2 separate regions of the Homo sapiens genome follow, and region 2 is linked to region 1. A link is a loop called in an ENCODE intact Hi-C map of the cell type or tissue named here. Cell type or tissue: B cell. All regions are shown on one strand. Links, peaks and the distances in the headings refer to the core of each region. The heading gives the core; the rest is flanking DNA. Region 1 has its middle 19 kb from the start of NAGK. Region 2 overlaps MPHOSPH10 (M-phase phosphoprotein 10).

Evidence for each region. Peaks named below come from ENCODE experiments on the same cell type or tissue, not always from the same donor. Only the 100,000 strongest peaks of a DNase experiment are listed, where the experiment ranks them.
Region 2: a loop joins it to region 1, with 23 times the contacts of the local background. A loop is called at or near these places in 3 of 110 quality-filtered maps.

Annotation. Positions count from the first base shown.
Region 1 is chr2:71,045,166-71,053,498 of GRCh38, reverse strand. It overlaps the pseudogene TRE-CTC15-1. Among named protein-coding and RNA genes, the nearest start is that of NAGK, 19 kb to the left of the region's middle. In B cell, for the core only: a CTCF peak has its summit at 3,675 (motif pointing left); a DNase peak (open chromatin) is centred at 3,618; H3K27me3 peaks cover 310 bases.
Region 2 is chr2:71,149,970-71,158,302 of GRCh38, reverse strand. MPHOSPH10 (M-phase phosphoprotein 10) reads right to left here. Exons shown (of 11, transcript NM_005791.3): 11 at 8,202-8,333. The coding sequence ends at 8,288. Among named protein-coding and RNA genes, the nearest start is that of MPHOSPH10, 24 kb to the right of the region's middle. RefSeq lists silencers at 558-719, 642-781 and an enhancer at 6,606-6,665. In B cell, for the core only: a CTCF peak has its summit at 663 (motif pointing left); DNase peaks (open chromatin) are centred at 662 and 3,272; H3K27me3 peaks cover 548 bases.

The DNA.
Region 1 (8,333 bases), core at 298-8,297:
TATCCTAGGGAGATATTATTCCTAATATTACAGTGCATGTACACCACGGGTGAACACCCTGTGATGTTATTGGTAATATCCTCTAGGGGGATATTACCCGTCATGTCACAGTGGGTGTACACCATGTTTGTACACCCTGAGATGCTACTCGTAATATCCTAGGGAGAAATTACGCCTGATGTTACAGTGGGCGTACACCATGTGTTTTTATTCTGTGATGCTATTCATATCTCAGAAAGTTATTATTCCTAGTGCTACAGTGTGTGTATACCATGTGTGTACACTCTGTGATATTATTCGTATTATCCTAGGGAGATAGTTCTCATAACATCACCATGGGTGGACATCATGTATGTACACCCTGTGCTGTTATTGGTTATTTCCTGGGTAGATATTACTCCTAGTATCACCGTGGGTGCACACCATGGGTGTACATCCTGTGACGGTATTCGTAGTATCCTAGGGAGATATCACTCCTTATGTCATACTGGGTGTACGGCCTTGTGATATTATTGGTAATATCCTTGGGACATATTACTCCTGTTATCACAGTGGGTGTACACCCTGTGATAGTATGTGTCATATCCTAGGGAGATATTACTGTATACCCTGTGATATTATTTGTGACATTTTAGGGAGCTATTTCTCCTAAAGTCAGAGTGGGTGTACACCCTGTAATATTCTTCCTGATATCACAGTGGGTGTACACCATGAGTGATATTTTTTCTAATATCCAGCGGGGAAGAGGATGATATTGCTTCCAATATCGCAGAAGGTGTACACCCTCCTGTGATATTGTTCCTAATATCCGGGGAAGGAGAGGATGACATTATTCCCAATATCACTGGGGTTGTACTACCCCCCGCCGGGATATTGTTCCTAATACCCGGAGGTGGAGAGGATGATAATACTCCCAATATCACAAGGGGTGTACACCACCCCTGTTTGATATCGTTGGTAATATGCCAGGGGGCAGAGGATGATATTACCTCCAATATCGCAGGGTGTGTAAACACCCGCTGTGATATTGTTCCTAATGGCCTGTGAAAGAGAAAATATTACTCCCATTATCGCAGGGGGTATTCAGCCCTGATGAATATTGTTTTCTAATATCCAGGGAAGGAGAGTATGATATTACTCCCAATATCGCAGGGGTTGTACACCTTTTTGTGATATTGTGTCTAATAACCAGGGAAATAGAAGATGATATTACTCTCAATATCGCAGAGGGTGGACACCACCCTGGGATATTGTTCCTAATGTCCTAACGGGGAGAGGATGATATTACTCCCAATATCAAAGTAAATGTACACCACCCCTGTGATATTGTTCCTAATATCCAGAAAGGAAAAGAATGATATTACTCCCAACAGCATAGGAAATGTATACCCGCGCTGTGATATTTTTCCCTATATCCAGGTGGGGAGAGAATCATATTACTTCCAATATCGAAGGGTGTGTACACCCACTCTGTGATCTTGCTGCTAACATCCAGGTTTGGGGAGGACGACATTACTCCCAATATGGCAGGGGCAAGTTCCCCCCCGTGACCTTGTTAGTCATTTCCTGGGTGGAGAGGATGATATTACTCCCAATATCGCAGCGGGTGCACACACCCCTGTGAAACTCTTCCTTATATCCAGAGGGAGAGGGGATGATATGACTCCCAATACCGCAGGGGTATACACAGCCCTGTGATACTCTTCCTAATATCCACAGGGAGAGAGGATGATATGACTCCCAATATCCCAGGGGGTGTACACAACCCTGTGATATTGTTCCTAATATCCAGAGCGAAAGAGAATGATATGACTCTCAATATCGCAGGGGGTGTACACCCCTCCTGTAATATTGTTCTTAATACCCTGGGAGGGAGAGGATAAGATTACATTGAATATCGAAGGGAATGTACACCCTCCCCCTCTGATACCCTTCCTAATATCCAGGGGAAGAGAGGATAATTTTACTCCCAATATCGCAGAGACACTACACCCCACCTGTGATACTGTTCCTAATATGCAACGGGGAGAGGATGATACTACTCCCAATATCGCAGGGCTGGTCACATCCCCAGTTACATTTTTCCTAATATCTAGGGGAGAGACAATTATATGACGGCAAATATTGCAGGGTCTGCACATCCCTTCCTGATATTGTTCCTAATATCCAGGGGGGAAGAGGATGATATCAAATATGAAAGGGGGTGTACACCCCCCACCCCTACGATGTTGTTCTTAATATTCATGAGGGGAGACGATGATATTACTCCAAATATCGCAGGGGCTGTTGACACCCCCTGTGATATTGTCTCTGATATCCGGGGGGGAGAAAATCTTATTACTTCCAATATTGCAGGTGGTGTATACCCCACCTGAAATATGGCACCGAATATCCAAAGAGGGAGAGGATGGTATTAATACCAATATCGAAGTGTGTGTACAAGCCCCTTGTGATATGGTTTTTCATATCCAGTGGGCGGGAGGATGATATTAGTCCCAACATCCCAGAGGGTGTACACCACCCCTGTGATACTGTCCCTAACTTCCAGACGGGAGAGGATGATATCACTCCCAATATCTCACAAGTTGTACATCCCCCGTGATATTGTTCATCATATCCAGGGAGGCAAAGGATGACATTCCATTGAATTTCACGACAGGCGTACATGCACAGTGTGATATTGTTCCTAATATCCAAGAAGGGAGAGGATGATATTACTCCCAATAAAGCAGTGGGTGTACATTACCCCTGTGTTATTGTCTCTAATATCCGGGGCCGGGGGAGGTGGGGAGAGGATAACATTCCCTCAAATTTAGCAGGTGGTTTGATGCCCCTTGTGGTGCTGTTTTAAATATCCAGCGGGGAAGACAATAGTATAGCACTATTTTTGATAGTCCGATTCATCCGCTCCACCTTTCCGGAACTCTGAGGCTGGGAGGCGGCATGCAGTTTCCGTGTGATCCCCAATACCTTTGCCGTCTTCTGTACCAAGTCAGCCACAAACACTGGCCCGTTATCTGAGCCTACCCATAAGGGCAGTTCAAACCTAGGAATAAGATCTCGAAGAAGCAGATGGGTTACTTCACGAGCTTTCTCAGTTCATGTTGGATAAGCCTCCACCCACCCAGACTAGGTACACCCAAGAACTAGTAAATACTTGTTACCTCCACACTTTGGCATCTCTCTGAAGTCTACCTGCAGATCTTCAATGGGGGCTGCTGCATAAGCTTGTATGCCGGGCGGAACAGCTGGACCTTGCCTCGCATTATGGTGTCGGCAGGTAACAAACCGCTGCCTCATGGTTTTGGCGAGGGCTGACAAATGCGAGATGTAGAAATACCGGCCTAACAACTTTTCCAGTGACTCCTGACCTAGATGGATGGTTTCATGCACAGCCAGTACAACTGCACCTCCTAGGAGCTGTGGCACAGCTACTCTCCCATCTGGTAACTGAATCCATCCTTCCTCTGTCACTTGTCCTCCCCTTTACCTGGAGAAAGTCCTTTTCTTCTTTAGAAGAAGTAGGTACAAGATCAGGTGTTTGAGGGAGCAGAGGGGCTGTGACTGATGCCTGGAAGGGGACAGATGCTGCTTTTTGAGCCTCTGAGTCAGCGTGGGAATTCCCCAAACCCAGCAAGGTGGAAGCTTGCTGATGCCTAAGTGCCACCTTGTGGGGTTTCCATACTGCTTCTAATAATTGCAAGATTTCTTGTTGATATTTTATGTCTTTCCCCCCAGAGTTCAGTAGGCCCTTTTCTTTCTATAATCCTCTACGCACTTGAAGGGTTAAAAAGGCATACCGAGAATCAGTGTCAATGTTGACAGTCTCACCTTCACTGAGTTCTAAGGCCCCAATTAAAGCAATGAGTTCAGTTTTCTGGGCTGAAGTGGCCTGGGGCAATGATCTGGCTTCAACAACAGTATCCAGGGCTACTACTGCATCACTGTATATCCTGCACATCTCTCTCCTTGTGGGTTGATGAAGCTGCTCCTGTCCACGTATAGTTCCCAGTCTACTGATGCCCAAGGCTGGTCCCGAAGGTCAGGTCTGCTAGAGTCAACTGAATCCAACACTTCTACACAATCACGCTTGACAGGCCGCTCTGATACCGGGAGCAAGGTGGCAGGGTTTAGGGTGTTACAAACTTCAGTGGTTATACGGGGATTTTCACAGAGCACACTTTGGTACTTGATGAGTCTAGCATTCATTAGCCAATGATGTCCTTTAGTGTTCATTAAAGTCACCCCAACATGGGGGGCCTTTATGTTCAGGTTTTGCCCAAAAGTCAGCTTATTTGCTTCTTGGACTAGCAGGGCAGTTGCTGCCAAGGCCCTCAAACAGGGGGGCCATCCTTTAGAAACTCCATCTAGTTGTTTAGAGAGGTAGGCCACCGGCCTCGGCCAGGGCCCCACAGTTTGGCTTAAAACTCCAACTGCCATCTTTTCTCTTTCTGACACATACAATGTAAAAGGCTTTGTCAGATCGGGTAGCCCCAGGGCTGGGGCTGACATAAGTTTTTCCTTTAACTCATGAAAGGCTTGCTGTTGTTGGGATCCGCATTCAAAAGTTTCCCTGTCCCCCCACCCCCAAACTTTGTGAGGTCATACAAAGGCTTGGCTAATACTGCAAAGTTTGGGATCCACAGTCTATGAAACCCCACAGCTCGTAAGAATTCTCTCACCTGCCTTCTGCTCTTAGGCTCTGGTAGATTGCAAATGACCTGCTTTCTTTCTGATTCCAGGCCGCGTTCCCCCTGTCGGATACTAAATCCCAAGTAAGGTACCTGCTATCAGCAGATCTGAGCTTTTTTCTTGGACACCTTATACCCACAGTCCTCCAGGTGCCAGAGTAGGGCATCCGTTCCCTTGGCGCACCCGACTGCCATGGGGTGTCCCAGCAAAAGGTCATGAACGTATGGGAGCAACACGCTCCAGCAAGGAGACTGACAAGGAATTGTAATTCCCAAAGTTCTTAGGTGCTTGAGATGGCCCTCGATACCTTGAAGAGCTTCTCTGGGGACCGGGTCCTGGTTTTGCCTAACCAGCTGGGCCCCAGGCTTAACTTGTATGAGTATGGGGGCTTGGTTGACTGCCAACCCTGGAGGGTTGTCTTCTGCCCGTACTCTTCGCCACCACTTAGCCAGAGGTGATCTTATCTCTCCGCCCGGCTCAGTTAAAAAAAAGTCTCCATTCCTCCTCTCCGGGGATGGTAAGGGTCATAATGACTCCCGTTCTGGGGAATTTTAGCAGCAAAGACAGTTGCTCTCAGCTTGCTGAGCAAGTCCCTTCCCAACAAGGGCAAGGGACAGTCAGGCATGTACAAAAACTGATGAATCACTTTATGTCCTCCTACAGTACAAGTCTGAGGCCAGCAGAAAGCTTGCTTTGCTGAAACCCCCATGGCTCCGATGATATCAATAGTCTTTTTGGATAAGGGGCCGACCAGGGCGGTTACTAGCGAATGTTCAGCACCGCTACCTACAAGAAAATCAATGTCTCTACCCCCGACTGTCATTCTGACCATAGGCTCTTTGGGGACACTTGAGCCTGGTCTCCCTCAGTCCAATAACCCTTCTGCCAGGTTGAGCAGGGCCCCTTCCTCCTTGTCCGGGGCCTCCTGCTCTGAGTCACCTTGTTTTCTTTTGAGCTGAGGGCATTTGTTCTTCCAGTGTCCTATTTCTTTACAAGAAGCACACTGGTTACACTGCAAACTCTGACAGCCAAGCTGAGTTTCATTCCCAGGGCCCCCCCTTCCCTTGCCTCCTTCGGAGGACCCCTCTGATTGCTGCAGCTGACAACCAGGTCGGTGTTTCGCCGGGCCTGATGTCCATTCTCTTTGCGGTTTTCCTCAAGGCTTACTGCAGCCCTGTTTACAAACACCTGGTTGGCTATTTCTAATAATTGTGATGTATTCATCCCTGCAAACCCAGCCTGTTTCTGCAGTTTTCTTCCAATGTCTTCTGCGCTTTGACTGACTAAAGCCATGTGAATCATGCGCTGATTTTCAAGACTATCAGGATCAAAGGGAGTATACATACAATAGGCCTCACACGGTGTCTCGTAGAATTGTGCTGGACTTTCTTCTTTTCCCTGAATGACCTCAGAGACCTTGTTAACGTTTGTGGCCTTCTGTGCTCCCCTCTTTAATCCTTCCAAGAGAGCTTCCCTGTCTCAGTTTAGCGGTTTAGCCTTTGCATAGCCTCTCTTTCATTTGGGTCCCACTGGGGTTCGGTTCCTGGTAACTGGGTCCTTAGGGGGGTTTTTGATAATCAGCTGGTGCATGTTCCTCTAGCCACTTAGTTGCTGCTTGGAGGACTCTCCGCCTTTCATCTCTGTTAAAGAGGAACATGAGCAACTGGTGCCAATCAGCCCAGGTGGGGTTGTGGGTCTGGATAATAGTTTGGAGCAAATCAATTAGAGCTTGTGGCTTTTCGGTATTGCACAAGGTATTGTTTTTCCAGTTGAGAAGGTGGTCAGAGGTGAAGGGCTGCTACACAAAAACACGCCTCTCCACCAAGTGACCATCCTCATCTATCCCAGTATACCGCTGCTCTCTCAGGGGCATTTGTATCCCAGTTTCGGGTCATAAACCAGCTGCCAAGGGAGGGGTTTCTCCCGAGTCTCCACCTCCTCTCTTATCTGCTCTGGGTGGCCTAGGGATATGCTTGTCTTGGGGAGGCACAAGCACTGTGGGCTCAAGAGTGGGGAGCCTCTTTCCCTGGTAAGGGGAAGGCAGCACTGGGATCACTGGTGCCATCTCCTGTAATGGATCTTCTGATGTTGGGTCGAATAGAACTTCAGGAGTTGATTTCCCTGGGTGGGTGGAGCCGGATCCTTCCTTAGCTATCTGTCCCTTTGCTCCTAGTACTGCTGCTGCCTGGCCTCTTAGCCACTGTGGGGGGTCTAGCACCAGCTGTCACCAAGTGTCTATGTATGGGAACTGGTCTAGGTATCCTTTACCAGTCACCTTTTGCCACACCTTAGAAACAAGGGACCTGTCCAGGCTTCCTTCTGATGGCCAACCCACTATTAAAGTTGGGCAATCTATCTCTCACAGAGTTCCAAGTTCCCCTGGCGGTCTAGTGGTTAGGATTCGGCGCTCTCATCCACCGCGGCCTGGGTTCGACTCGTGGTCAGAGTGAACCAAGTAAACGTTCTGGATGAGCCAAAGACAAAACCTCTCAGACACCGGATTTAAAAAGGAAGAGAATTCTTTTTCGACCGGGAGCGTCTGCAGACTCGCGTCTTAAGAGCCGAGCTCCCCGAAGGAAGACAGACTCCCTGGCCCTTTTCAGGGCTTACAACTCTAAGGGGTTCCACGTGAAAGGATCGTGATGGATTGAGAGCACATGTGCTTAGAGTTGGGCGGGGGGGGGTTCATCTTTTCACCTCGGGCCAGCTCATCAGTGGCAACAACTGCTCTTGACACTGACTTCATCCTGTTCTTTTTCAACTTTTACTTCCTTCTCCTTTTCAGAGACAGGAGACAGTCAGAAAAGTGGCTTCCCTCCTCAGGGCGACAGGATGATATTACTTCTACTATCGCAGGGGGTGTACACACCCCTGTGAAACTCTTCCTACTATCCAGAGGGAGGGAGGATGATATTACTCCCAATAACGCAGGAGGTGTACACAACCCTGTGATATTGTTCCTAATATCCAAGGTGGGAGAGGATGATATTTCTCCCAATATCGCAGGGGTGTTCACATCCCCCATTACATTATTCCTAATTACTAGGGGAGAGACAGTTATAGGACAGCAAATGTCTCAGGGTCTGTACATCCCTTCCTCATATTTTTCCTAATATCCACCGGTGAAGAGGATGATATGAAATATCAAAGGGTGTGTTCCCTCGACCCCCCCTTGATATTCTTCTTAATACTCATGAAGGGAGACGATATTACTCCAAATATCGCAGGGGTTCTTCACACCCCCTGCGATATTGTTTCTAATATCCGGGGGAGGGGGGCAGAAAATACGATTACTTCCAATATTGCAGGTGGTGTATACCCCAGCTGGATATTAGGAACAAGAGCACAGAAGGGATGTACACCCAGTGCGATATTTGGAGTAATGTCATTGTCTACCCCTGGCTATTAGGAACAACATCACAGAGCGGTGTACATTTTCTGCGATATTGTGAGGAATGTCGCAATATTACTTATCACAATTAATAATATCAATTATTAATTGATAATAATAATCAATATTAATAACTGATAATATGATTTAAAAAATCAATACCGATAATAATGATAATTACTATTAAATAGTTATACTAAGAATAACAATAAATTATTAATATTATTAATAACACCAATTAATAACTGAT
Region 2 (8,333 bases), core at 272-8,271, 100 kb before region 1:
CATTCTCTCTCCATACCACCCCCCAAAAATTTTCACCGCCCTAACACTTCAACACTATTTTGTTTTATTTTTCTTATTAATATAAGAAGGCAGGAATGTCAGGCCTCTGAGCCCAAGCCAAGCCATCGCATCCCCTGTGACTTGCACATATACAACCAGATGGCCTGAAGTAACTGAAGATCCACAAAAGAAGTAAAAATAGCCTTAACTGATGACATTCCACCATTGTGATTTGTTCCTGCCCCACCCTAACTGATCAATGTACTTTGTAATCTCCCCCACCCTTAAGAAGGTTCTCTGTAATTCTCCTCACCCTTGAGAATGTACTTTGTGAGATCCACCCCTGCCCGCAAAACATTGCTCTTAACTTCACTGCCTATCCCAAAACCTATAAGAACTAATGATAATCCATCTCCCTTCACTGACTCTCTTTTCGGACTCAGCCCACCTGCACCCAGGTGAAATAAACAGCCATGTTGCTCACACAAAGCCTGTTTGGTGGTCTCTTCACAAGGACGTGCATGAAAGCTTCCTCTCAAATTATTAGCCCTTTTCTGCCAGGGAGTAGTTTTTCCCAAGGAGGTCTGGAAGACAAGACCCTGGATAGAGGCTGGTGGTACCCCGCCCCGCTCATCAGAATCGCTGGATCATGACTGACCCCTAGTGGCGGCTTCTCTGCTTAACTGTCAGCCCATGGACTGGGGTGTGACCCCCAATGCTGCTGCAGAAGCTTTCACCCGTCCTGGGCCACCCCTGCCATCTGTGGAGAAAGGCCTGTCCCTTGTCTTCTGAGCCCAGCTGGCCTCACAGGCATTCAGCAGATTGGAAAGTCTAATCATGTGCTGCGCTGGGCTCCCCCACGCCCCTTTTTGGAGTGAGGCAGAGTGCATTCCAGCCCCCAGCATCCCTGCTGTTTATTCCCATCCCTCACCCCCACCCCCATACACACTCACAAGTACAAACACGGGCGCAGTCACGGGCACACACCGCCACGGAGAGCATTTCCATTTCCAGCCTCGGCAGAGCAGTCTCCTTATAGGGAAGTTAACGAGGCAGTAAAGGCTCAGGGGTCAGGGAGGCCCTCTGTCGGGAGGAGGCTGCTAGACCCAGTTCTGCCTCTGACTTGCTGGGGGTCCTTGAGAAAGTTGCTTCTCCTCTTTGGTTTCAGTTTCCCCAGCTGAGAAATGGAGGGTTTGGCCAAATGGTCTAAGGTTCTGGGAACCTCTAACTTAGAGCCCGTAACTGGTGGTCAAGATGAGGGAGAGTCCCTCGGGGTCAGCTGAATGCCTGAGAGGCAGGACAGGCCCAAAGGTGAGCAACTTGAGCACACCAGGTGGGCTCCGAGCTGGAGGTGAGCCCCACAGCCTGCAGAGCAGCCCTGGACTCGTGAGCCCCATCGCACCAGTCCGGTGGGACTTCAGAGATGTGGAATCCAGCCTCCTCTAGTATTGCAGAGCTGGGGGATGGGAGCTGCGGATTCTGACACCACAGCTGCCTTATATATGCCAGATGGGCTGGGGCAAGACACACCCCTTTCTATGAAATGAGCAGTCAGTCCAAATAGATGAGCTAAAGAAAGGCTGTGGGAGGGACCCAGCTCTAGCCTGAGGCTACAGACTGGCTTCCAGGGTACTCAAGCAGCTGCCTCTGGGGGAGGGGTCCCAGGTATGAGAGGCAGGGCTCAGAATCTAGGCCAAGCCTCCACAGGACCCCCCTCTGGAGAGCTCGGAGCAGTCTTGGGGGGAGGGTCAGCAGGCAGCAAGTGCACTAGGAGCATCTTTCACAAGGCACCCAATATTGCATCTGCTCCAATAGGCAGCGAGTTGGAAAGTGGATGGAATAGGCAGGGTGGCAGCTGCTCCCCAGGGCCAGGAGTCCAGCCCAGCTCCCACCCAAGTCCACCTCAGGCCTGCTCAATTGGGTTGATCAATGCTCTGGGCCCTCTGGCCCCACCCTCAGAGGGAGGGGTTTGGGGCAACCAGGTGAACTGGCCCTTGCGGGAGGCAGGCAGCCCCTCACCAGGATCCCCACCCCCACCTCTCCAGCCCCCCTCATTCCCTGATCCTTCCACCTGCTCTCCTGCCCCAGTAGTTTCCTCTGCTCACTCTCATCCCTTTTCCTGCTCCCAGGCTCACCTGCTCAGATGTCCTTGACTCTCCTCTGAGTCTCCCTCTTTCCAAGCCGCCTCCCCTCTACCTAACACAGTCTCCCTGAAGACACCACAGTACAAAAGCTCAACTTCCCGCACCTCACCTTTACTCCCAGACATGGGAGAGAGATGACATGAAGACCCGAACGCCACTTGGCAAAAGATCTGGGGTGTGCAGGGGGCAGATCTGAGGCTGTGGAAGCTCCAGGGGCTCCCTGCAGAAGGCTGCATTTAAGCTGGGTTTTGAATGTGGCTCTGAGCTGAGACCTCTCCTTGAAGCTCCAGACCAGGAGCCAGCTGCCAGCTGGACCACTTCATTTGGTGTCTCAGAGGAACCTTGCACTCCATAGGTCTAACTCTGAACCCAGAAAATGCCCCCATCTCAGCCCTGTTTCTTCTCAGGGAAAGCACTACCTCATACCCAGTTCTGCACCAAACCCAAACTATGAGCGCTCTGGATAAGCCAGTGCCAAGAGGGAACGAGCTCTGAATGCCAAGCCAAAACATGTGAGTTTTAACTCCACCTCCAGCTCCGAGAGTTGTGGGTAGGGAAGGGCCTTAGTCCATTTTGCTGTAGAAAGACCAGTCTGGCACTGTATTGTACATGGATGACAGGGGAAGAGTGAGGGTGGAGAGACCAGAAGGACGGCAGGACTGGGGAGGTAGGGACATGGCTGTAGCGGTGGAGATGGGGGAACAGACAGGACTTGGTGGTTACTTGGATGAACCAAGGGAGGGATCAGGAAGAGACACCCCGTTTTGTACCAGATGTCTAGAGTGTGGGATGCCATTTATTGCTCGAGGGAAGAGGAGGAGGAAGAGGTATGGCATGGGAGGAGATAGCTGAGCTCTCTCTTGAATGTCACTTGAAGTCCCCAAGGAGAGACAGGCCTGCCAGCACCTTCATGAACTGCTTCAGCCAGCCCTTGGGGCACCTGTGGTCCCTGGCCATCTCGACTCTCCCCTTTGTGCCTGTCAGCTGCCATGGGGGTCAGTTGCACAAGGGCCCAGCAGGTCTGTGTGTTTTCCCAAGGGACTGCCGCATGGCCAATGCTGAGGAGAAGCTGATGGACGACCTTCCCTTCTGAACAAAACCCGTTACAACTACCTGATCTGCCCAGCCACCAGCAGAGGCCCTCACAGCTCATCTCCATTGAGATGGAGCTCTCCCTGGCCTAGCGTGTCAGCATGGTAGGTGCAGAGGGTAGCTGTGGCTCAGGCTCAGGCGAAGAGGCAGCTCATGGCCACACCCCAAGCGATCATTGGCCAGAGGAATGAAATTACTAGGGTTGACTTAGATTTACCATTACATGGCAGGGAGGCTGCAGAAGAGTCCATGAAGTTCATAGGTGTCCAACATTTAATGAAGTCAAGGTTTTGTCTACAAAGAAGAAATAAGGGTGGGAGCGGGATGACCACTGGGTAGGCAGCCAATGGGGCTGCTCAGCTGAGTCTCCAGCACGACCATAAGCTTCTCCTCATCCTCACAGCCCCACCTTATTATCTCCCTCAACCCTGCTCAACAGATGACCTTACATGCTGCCTACTTGTTGGGGGAAATAAGAACCAGACTGGGGGAATTGACGGGTACAGAGGCCCAGGTGTAGGGGCAGGACCAGAGGCAGTGCAGCGCCTACTGAGCCAGGCGGGTGAGGGTCTGGACAGTGCGCGTGGCTGCTGCAGGCATGGAAAGGAGGCGCAGATGGAGGCACTCCCAGGGGCCATTGTCAGGCTCTCCATATGTGGACGCGTGCAGAGGTGGGGGTGCTGAGGAGGGAGGAGGTGCAGGGAATTTCTCTTCTCCTCTCTACTGCCTCTGAGTTGGAGATTTCAGATGAAACCATGGCCCATTGTAAATGAACACAATGTCCCCACTCACAGGGTTAGAACCCCACCCTTGGAAGCAGCTCTGAGGGGAGCATTCACATGGGGAGAGTGCAGGAAGCTGTGTCCAGCAGGGGAAGGAGATCACCAAGGGGGCTGACCCTCCCCTGGTGAGGTGGCTGCCTTCTGACACACCAGATGCTCTCTTTAGCATGGTTGGCCCCCACACACCAAGCCTGTCAAATTTACAGCCTTCAAGAAGGCTTTGGCCAATTAATGAGCAGCTCCCTCTCCTAGGAGGAAGGACGTCTAAAGGATGAGGAGGGCAGTAGAACCCCGTACGCTCTGCCCCCTCCCTCCACAGTTGGACCGAAAGGAAGGGGGCTTTCAGACAGGCTTGCCCAGGCTGGGGTCTGAGTGTCACTGTCCAGCCAATGGTCATCCCGCTCCCATCCTCACCTTCTTGCTTAACGGGTGAGCCCAGCTGCTGCCGCAGCTGCCACCCTAGTGAGGGTGAACGAGCAGGAGGCTGCGCTGCACTTCCAGGCTCAGGCTGCCTGGCCAGATCTGCTCTGAGAGCCCTGTAGGCTGATAGAGGCTACCAGGAGGAGGATGGGATGCAGCTGCCAGCCCCCACCTGTGCAAGTCGTACTTCTAAAAGCTTGGGTATATAGTAAATATTAGGTGCTGGGCTGCGGGGCCAGGAAGGGGTATTCTCCTATTTTTCAGGGTTTATTTATTTGATGAGGGAGGGTTATAGGTACAACCAGTTTAAAGATGGAAATTTTTAGAGTGCAGGCAGGGATTTAGGGTAAGCCAAGCAGACTTGTCCAAGCAGCTCTTTTGGGGAGGCCAGAGTCCTGTACCAATGTCCTCAGGCATGTTCAGCAGCTGCTGGGGGAGTGCTGGACAGGATTAAAGCACAGGAGAACTTTCTGGATGACAGAAATGCTCTATATCTTGAAAGGAAGTAGGTTACATGGGTAATGCGTTTGTTAAAACTGATCAAAATGTGCACTTCACATCTGTGCATTTCACTGAATATAAATTATACCTCAAATTAAAAACATTTTTTAAAAGACAGATGGGTCAGGCGCGGTGGCACACGCCTGTAATCTCAGTATTTTTGGAGGCCGAGGCGGGAGGATCACGAGATCAAGAGCTCGAGACCATCCTGGCCAACATGGTGAAACCCTGCCTCTACTAAAAATGCAAAAAAATAGCTGGGTGTGGTGGCACGCGCCTGTAGTCCCAGCTATTCAGGAGGCTGAGGCAGGAGAATCGCTTGAACCCAGGAGGCGGAGGTTGTAGTGAGCCGAGATCGTGCCACTGTACTCTAGCCTGGCGACAGAGTGAGGCTCTGTCCCCCCAAAAAAAAAAAAGCCCTGAGGTGGAAGATTGCCTAGCAGGCTCTAAGAAAACCAAGGAGGCCAGAAGACTAGAGCAGAAACAAAGCAAGGGAGGCAGCAAAGAGCCAGATCATGGAGGGCAAGTGTTAGCAAATTTGTTCTGTGAAGGGCCAGATAGTAAATATTTGAGGCTTTGGGGGTCACGTGGCCTCCATCATAACTAGGCAACACTGCTATTGTAGTGTGAAAGCAGCCACAGACAATACGTAACATATGAGTGTGGTTGTGTTCCAATGAAACTTTATTTACAGAAACAGCTGGCTAACTTGCCATCCAGCTACTGTTTGCCAGCACCTGATGTAGGACCCTGCAGGTCATTGCATGGATTTGAGCATCGACTTTGACTGAGATGGGAGGAGGGGAGACAAAGATTTTGAGCATAAGCTCTGAAAGGACCCCTTTCCCTGTTGCATTAAGAATAGATCATGGGGTACACAAGGATGGAAGCAAGAGAGGGAGTGAGGAAAACAGAAGGCTGATGCAGTAATCCAAGGGGAGATGATGGTGACATTTTGGGTCGGGATGTTGGCATTGCCATTGATAAGAAATCGTTATATTCTGAATATATTTAGAAGACTGAGCTAGCAGGATTTGCTCATGGTAAAGGTGGTAATGTACAAGAGAAGAGTCAAGGGAAACTCTGAGGACTTTAGCCTAGCAACTGGCAGGATGGAGCAGAAAGAGTAAGAGTTCAGTTTCGGACATGTAAATGTGAGATACCACTTAGACGTTCTTGAGGATGAAAACCCTTGAACTGATGTAATCAAGTCAGGTCAGACTGGAAATACAAATTTGGGAGTTGTTGGGGTTTAAATGGTATTAATACATGGGACCAAGGATTGACTGTAGATAGAGAACTAAGAGGTCAAAAGACTGAGCATTTCATTAACAAAAGGCAGGGCAGTAAGAAGGAGCCTGCAAAGGAGACTGAGCTAGCGCAGTAGGAGGAAGAGACTTGGCAGCCAGAAAACCAAGTGAGTGATATATGTCAAGGACTGAGGGGCATCAAATGCAGGCAGAGAAATGCTGTGGGGCAGGGCCACCACAGAGAACACCTTCCCAGGCAATGCCCAGCACAGCCACTGGGGCAGGGCTGCCCCTGAGACCCTGGACCTATACAGCCACCAGTGTGCAATGCCAGGCTGGGAGAGCTGCATGCACAGGACTCCAACCAGTGAGAGCCAGGGCATGGGCTGCACCCAGTAAAGCTATGGGGGTGGAGCTGCCTGGAGCCTTGGGGACCCAACCCTCACCCCAGTGTGACTGGAAGGTGAGACATAAAGTCAAAGACTATCCTCAAGCCTCAAGACTTAATGTTGTTTACCTGGTGTGTTTTGGACTTACTTAGGACTAAGCTACTTCTTCCTATTTCTCCCCTTTAAATGGGAATATCTATCCTATGCCTATTCCACCGTTGTATTTTGGAAGCACGTAACTTGTTTGATTTGACAGCTGGAGGGAAATTTGGCTCAGGATGAATCATACCTTGAGTTGGTCTTACCCATGTTTACAGACTTTGGACTTAGAATTTAAAGTTGATGCCGGAACAAGTTAAGATTTTGGGAGCTATTGGGATGGAATTAATGTGTTCATTTAAGAACGTACACTTGAGAAGCCAAGGGTGGAATGCTATGCTATGATCTGAATGTGTCCTTCAAAATTCCTGTGTAGAAACTTAATGGCCAATGAGATATTAAAAGGTAGGACCTTTAAATGATTAAGTCTTGAAGGCAGAGCCCTCATGGATGGGATCAGCATCCTTATAAAAGGACTGAAGGAGTGAGTTTGATGGCTTTTTGTCCTTCCACCTTCTGCCAAGTGAGGACATAAGGCACCACCTTGAAGCAGAGCAGCTCTTACCACTCAACTTGCCAGCACCTTCATCTCAGACCTCTCAGCCTCCAGAACCGTAGGAAATGTTTCTATTGTTTATAAATGACCCAGTCCCAGGTATTTTGTTATAGCAGCACAGATGGACAAAAGCCAGTGCTTAATGTAGCCCCCAGCCTAGCTCTACCCTGCTGCAGCCAGCTTCTGCAGTAACAGGAATGCAGAGTGCAAACTTCCACAGGCTCTTCTGGACCACTGATTGACCCCTTGTAGACAAAAAAACCAGAAGGGCTTCACCTGTTGCTTTGGTGGAATCTTAGTCCACATTCTCTACCCATCTGGACTAAGGCTTACTGCATTTCCATCAAATCAGTATGAGAGCCTATCAGACAAAAGGCATTTTTCCCTGGATGGGGAGGTTGAAACAATGAGCACCTGGTGGTCACAGAACACTCTGCAGACTGCAGTTTACATTACTGGCTGTATGGAGCTTCTGTTGCTTCTAGATTCACTTCTCCATCATACCTGTCCTCTGCAGCTGATTGTGGATAGTGCTCTACAGCCTACATTAAACCTTTGTTCAGATGACATGAGATCATTTCCCAAAGGGGAAGGAAGGCACAGGCATGAAAATGCTACTGTTTTATGAAATGACAGGGCAATGGGAGAAGGAAATCAAGAGCCCAAAGAGTGAGGACCTCTGCTGTAGACAGCTGCTTGTGAGGGGGTTGGCTGGCTCTGTCCTCTTCACAGCCTGCAGGCCAGTGCTTGCTCACCAGCCCATGTGGACAAGCTGGCCTGGCCTTCACACAGGCCTGGGCCACGGCAAGAGCACAGCAGGATCAGCTCAGGCAGTGCCTGAACAGGAAGGGCCTGGGGAGGAGCCAGGTCCTGCTTCATACCAGTGAAAACCGGAAGGGCTTTGCAAATGGTTAGGGGTTTGTCTTTTCACACTATGGAACCCTCAAATATCTGTCATCGATGCAAAGGAAGGTTCTCAAGAATTTTATTATAAAACAGAACAATGACACAATATAAGCTTACACATTAATATTTACATTATATTCAAAATATATTACAGCTTTAATTTATGAACAGAAATATCCTGTCTTTTCTTCTTT